Linked DNA regions of Homo sapiens: region 2 is linked to region 1. Evidence: read pairs that join two places in POLR2A ChIA-PET (ENCODE). Cell type or tissue: B cell. All regions are shown on one strand. Each heading gives the region's core, and the rest is flanking DNA. Links, peaks and the distances in the headings are about the cores only.

Region 1 (2,912 bases), core at 281-2,780:
TGATGTAATCCACCCTGGGGGCAATAGCCATATTGCCAATGGTATTGAGCCTTCCTGTGCTGGTTCCCCCACTTTCCCAACTCTTTGGGCTTTGCTGCTGTCAGTGCTTTCCAGTCTCAGCATGGTTTGGAGCTGAAGCTTTGGGCTGGGATAGGCCAGATTATAAGGGAGGGACTTCCAAACCTGATGTTCTCAGACAACGGGCCGCTTCAACCCTGCCTTTTCCTTTGGGGCACCTCAACAAAGGGTTACAGTATCCTCCCTTACCTACCAGCTTGACTTGTTCCTCTCATCTCCCTGGCATCAACTTCTAATGCCCTGGTAATGTGGAGACACACTGAACTACCCCCAGTCTATGTTTGACAGTTGGGTGGTGTCCTGCTCCTTAGGGCAGGATTGGAGGCGACCCAGCCAGCCACCCAAGGAAGATACTAATGAAGCCCCTGCTTTTTGCCTCACCTTTTCAGGATCCCAACTCACCAGAGGCAGTTTGTGTTGAGAACATGACAAAGCCTCATGACAAAATGAATGGGGGTGGGGCCAAGGAACTGCATGAAGAAACCAGAAGGTTGTGTGGAAGTAAGAGAAAGGATAGCAGCCTAGGGCTTTAGGACCGGCTGGAAACCAAGTTGAGTGTGGAGAGGATGAGGGGTAGAGTAGTTCAGGACCTGAACGAAAGATCTTTGTAGACAAATGTTAGGCTCTGCAAATGGGTTCTGCGGCAGGACTGAGGTGGGATTCTGTGGTGAGGTTCTGTGAGATCTGACCACCTGGCCCCCGTATCTCCCTCCACTGGTGGCAGGTGATGTGCTGGCATCCCTAGGCAGCAGTGTATCTGCTTCCTGTCTGGGGTGTGAGCTGCATTTATTCTCAGAATGATCTTTATTGATAAGACTTGAGCTGGCCTTCCTATCATGGATGTGGAATACATTAGTGACCTTACAAAGTTGGTGGGAACAGATACTTTACCTTCTTAAACAGGAGTTTAGGAGCAGTGGGTCCCCATCTTTTGGACTAGCTCTTAACGTTACTTTTCCCCGCTGTAGTGTAGCACAGCCACTCCCCTTCACTGGGGGACCTCAATGAGTTGGTCAGCTCTCTTGGCCTTACATGTGGCAGTTGTTTTCTTGTTTGCAGGTGCGGCCGGGTGTGTGGCAACATTACTTCATGATGCAGCCATGAACCCTGCGGAAGGTAATGATTCCTCAACCTATCACTCTGTGGGCAGCTGCACCTGTATTTCTTTACAGTTTGCAGAAGAAAGCACATCAGTTTTGGTGGGAAATTCTGTTACCTTGTTTTACCACTAGAGGGTGCTCCCTCCATGTTTTTGGTACCTAACGAGGCACCCTCTTGGACAGGAAGCAGATTCACTGGGATTTTACTAATCCCTGGGGCTTCCCTAGAAAAAGATGTCTCCATGTGGCCTGTTTTTGGGCTTTCCTGGGAGCCTCCTTTGTCGTAGATTTGATCTGTCCTGAAAGTTTAGCAGATTCATTTTTCTTCAAAGAGGTGAAGATGGATTCTGACTTTTTTTTTCCCCCTTATGATTTGCAGGAATTGACACTTAAATATATTGCCTTTCTTATTGGAATGAAGCTAGTTGGGATAGGAATGAAAGGTTAAATCATAGAACTCAGTCCCTGCATTTCTGCTGGGATCTTGGCTTTTCAGTCGGAGGAAAATTCTCCAAAAACATTCTCCATGTGAGGATGAGCAAATATGAAGGGATAGCATTGTTGCCACGTTCATTTTCTGTCTGGGCAAGGCCATGGGGTGGAAAGAGCCAAAGCTAAGCTGAAGCTCCACAGAGCTCACACCATGTTATCTACTTGAGGGAGTGGGAGGTGTTTGAAGACTAAAGCCAACTCTTTTTGGCTAAGAATCTTTTCTTTGGTAGAACTTCTGTCTCCTCCCCTCTAGGAGGATCACCATCTCACATTTTAAAAGTTAGGTGCTCTTTGTATGCGAGGATTGGGATTGTTAGGGGCCTGTGTTCGTGATGATCACTATCATGGAGTCATTTCTTGTTGGGAATTGTTAGAGGGTAAGATCAGAGATAGGTACTTAGTTCAAGAAGACTCTCTGAAGCTCCCAAACTGTAGATATGTCCTGTGTGCGAACTGGCTGGCTTTACAGAAGTCCTGATGGAAGTGGGTTTATTGTTTTTTGACTCGTTACCAACCCTCTGCTTACTCCTTCCCCTCAAAAAAGGGAAGCTGACTTCTCAGGTTAGCCAGCAGCTCACTCATACTTTTTTCTCTCTCTATTCCATTGGCTGATCTGCTGACTTGGGGCTCTGAATCTGGATACTCTCCATCACCGGTTGGCTGCTGTCACCATTTCCTTCCTCGTTGATGGCACTACTAGTGGTCAAGCAGAGGATGCAGATGTACAACTCACCATACCACCGGGTGACAGACTGTGTACGGGCAGTGTGGCAAAATGAAGGGGCCGGGGCCTTTTACCGCAGCTACACCACCCAGCTGACCATGAACGTTCCTTTCCAAGCCATTCACTTCATGACCTATGAATTCCTGCAGGAGCACTTTAACCCCCAGAGACGGTACAACCCAAGCTCCCACGTCCTCTCTGGAGCTTGCGCAGGAGCTGTAGCTGCCGCAGCCACAACCCCACTGGACGTTTGCAAAACACTGCTCAACACCCAGGAGTCCTTGGCTTTGAACTCACACATTACAGGACATATCACAGGCATGGCTAGTGCCTTCAGGACGGTATATCAAGTAGGTGGGGTGACCGCCTATTTCCGAGGGGTGCAGGCCAGAGTAATTTACCAGATCCCCTCCACAGCCATCGCATGGTCTGTGTATGAGTTCTTCAAATACCTAATCACTAAAAGGCAAGAAGAGTGGAGGGCTGGCAAGTGAAGTAGCACTGAACGAAGCCAGGGG
Region 2 (2,912 bases), core at 239-2,738, 95 kb after region 1:
CAGATAATGCATTTTTAACAAATTGAAGGTTTGTGGCAACCCTTCATTGAGCAAGTCTATTGGTGGCATTTTTCCAAAAGTGTGTGCTCAGTTCATGTCTCTGGGTCACATTTTGGTAATACTTGTACTATTTCAAACTTTTGGATTATTATTCTATCTGTTATGGTGATCTGTAATCAGTGATCTTTGATAATACTATTGTAATTATTTTGGGGTACTATGAACTGTGCCCATATAAAACAGTGAGCTTAATCGATAAATGTTGTATGTGTTCTGTCTGATCCACTGACAGGCCATTCTGCCCTCCCCTCCTCAAACCTCCCTATTCCCTGAGGCACAACACTATTTAAATTGGGCCAATTAATAACCCTACAATGGCCCGTAAGTGTTGAAGTGAAAGGAAGAGTCACGTGTCTCTCTTTTAAATAAAAAGCTAGAAATAGGACTAAGCTTAGTGAGGAAGGCATGTCCAAAACTGAGATAGGCTAAAAGCTAGGCCTCTTGCACCATTTAGCCAAGCTGTGAATGCAAAGGGAAAGTTGTTGAAGGAAATTAAAAGTGCTACTTCAGTGAACATACAAATGACAAGAAAACAAAACAGCCTTATTGCAGATATGGAGAAATTTTGAATGGTCTGGATAGAAGATCAAACCAGCCACAACATTCTCTTAAGCCAAAGCCAAATTCAGAGCAAGGCCCTAACTCTTTAATTCTATGAAGGTGGAGAGAGGTGAGGAAGCTGCAGAAGAAAAGTTGGATGCTAGTAGAGGTTGGTTCATGAGATTTAAGGAAAGAAGCCATCTCCGTAATGTAAAAAAAAATGTAAGGCGAAGCAGCAAATGCTTATGCAAAAGCTGCACTAAGTTATTCAGAAGACCAAGCTAAGTTAATTGATGAATGTGGCTACACTAAACAGCAGATTTTCTTTTTCTTTTCTTTTCTTTTCTTTTTTTTTTTTTTTTTTTGAGACGGAGTCTCGCCCTGTCGCCCAGGCTGGAGTGCAATGGTACGATCTTGGCCCACTGTAGCCTCTGCCTCCTGGATTCACACAGCAGATTTTCAATGTAGATAAAACAGCCTTGTCTTGGAAGAAGAGATCATTGAGGACTTTGATCATGAGAGAGCAGAAGTCAATGCTTGGCTTCAAAGCTTCAAATGACAGGCTGAATCTCTTGTTAGGGGCTAATGCAGCTGGTGACTTTAAGTTGAAGCCAAAGATCATTTGCCATTCCAAAAATCCTAGGGCCCTTAAGAATTATGCTAAATCTACTCTGCCTGTGCTCTGTAAATGGAACAACAAATCCTGGATGACAGCACATCTGTTTATAGCATGGTTTACTAAATTTTTTTTTTTTTTTTTGAGACAGAGTTTCGCTCTTGTCACCCAGGCTAGAGTGCAATGGCACAATCTTGGCTCACCGCAACCTCTACCTCCCAGGTTCAAGCGATTCTCCTGTCTCAGCCTCCCGAGTAGTGGGATTACAGGCATGCGCCACCACACCCGGCTAATTTTGTATTTTCAGTAGAGATGGGGTTTCTCCATGTTTGTCAGGCTGGTCTTAAACTCCCAACCTCAGGCGATCTGCCCACCTCGGCCTCAGTTGAGATCTGCTGCTCAGCAAAAAAAAAAAAAAAAAAAAAAAAAATCAAAATATTACTGTTCATCAACAATGACCCGGTCACCTATAGCTCTTATGAAGAGGTACAAGGAGATTAATGTTATTTTCATGCCTGCTAACACAGTATCCATTCTGCGGCCCATGGATCAAGGAGTAATTTTCATTTTCAAGTCTTATTTAAGAAACTCAGTGTCTAAGTCTATAGCTGCCAATATATAGTGATTCCTCTGATGGATCAGAGCAAAGTCAATTGAAAACCTTCTGGAAAGGATTCACCATTTTAGATGCTGTTAAAAACATTTGTGATTCATGGGAGGAGGTCAAAATATCAACATTAACAGAAGTTTGGGAGAGGCTGATTCCAAGCCTCATGGATTACTTTGAGAGGTTCAAGACTTTGGTGAGGGAAATAACTGTAGATGTGGTAGAAATAGCAAGAGAACTGGAATTAGAAGTGGAGCTGTGACTAAACTGCTGCAATCTGAGGGTAGAGCTTGAATGGATGGCAAGTTGGTTCTTATAGATGGGCAAAGAAAGTGGTTTCTTGGCCAGGCGCGGTGGCTCATGCTTGTAATCCCAGCACTTTGGGAGGCAGGTGGATCACGAGGTCAGGAGATCAAGACCATCCTGGCTAACACGGTGAAACCCCGTCTCTACTAAAAATACAAAAAAATTAGCCGGGCATGGTGGCAGGCGCCCGTAGTCCCAGCTACTCGGGAAGCTGAGGCAGGAGAATGGCATGAACCTGGGAAGGTGGAGGTTGCAATAAGCCGAGATCGCACCACTGCACTCCAGCCTGGGCGACAGAGAAAGACTCCGTCTCAGAAAAAAAAAAAAAAAAAAGAAAGAAAGAAAGAAAGAAAGGGGTTTCTTGGGATGAAATCTGTTCCTGGTGAAGATGCTATGAACATTGTTGAAATGACAACAAAGGATTTCAAATATTCCATAAACTTAGTTGACAAAGCAGTGGCAGGATTTGGGAGAATTGACTCCAATTTTGAAGGAAGTTACTGTAGGTAAAATGCTATCAACCAGCATTGCATGCTACAGAGAAACCTTTTGTGAAAGGAAGAGTCAATTGATATGGCAAACATGATTGTCATCTTCTTTTAAGAAATCGCCACAGCCATGCCAGCCTTCAGCAACAACCACCTTGATCAGTCAAAAGAACCATCAATGTCAAGGCAAAAGCGTCTACCAGCAAAAAGATTATGATTTGCTGAAGTCTCAGATGATCGTTAGCATTTTTTTTTAGCAATAAGGTATTTTTAAATTATGGGATGTACAATCCTC

Evidence for each region. Peaks named below come from ENCODE experiments on the same cell type or tissue, not always from the same donor. Only the 100,000 strongest peaks of a DNase experiment are listed, where the experiment ranks them.
Region 2: POLR2A ChIA-PET joins it to region 1 with 5 read pairs; 2 of 35 experiments call an interaction of 5 or more read pairs at or near these places.

What each region holds. Positions count from the first base shown.
Region 1 is chr10:99,610,825-99,613,736 of GRCh38, reverse strand. It overlaps SLC25A28 (solute carrier family 25 member 28), which reads left to right. Exons shown (of 4, transcript NM_031212.4): 2 at 1-41; 3 at 1,138-1,194; 4 at 2,371-2,912. The coding sequence ends at 2,888. Among named protein-coding and RNA genes, the nearest start is that of SLC25A28, 8.2 kb to the left of the region's middle. In B cell, for the core only: CTCF peaks have their summits at 1,134 and 1,336 (motif pointing right); a DNase peak (open chromatin) is centred at 1,316; H3K27ac peaks cover 418 bases.
Region 2 is chr10:99,515,394-99,518,305 of GRCh38, reverse strand. No RefSeq gene overlaps it. Among named protein-coding and RNA genes, the nearest start is that of LINC01475, 14 kb to the left of the region's middle. In B cell, for the core only: no CTCF peak of the experiment used is centred there; no DNase peak of the experiment used is centred there.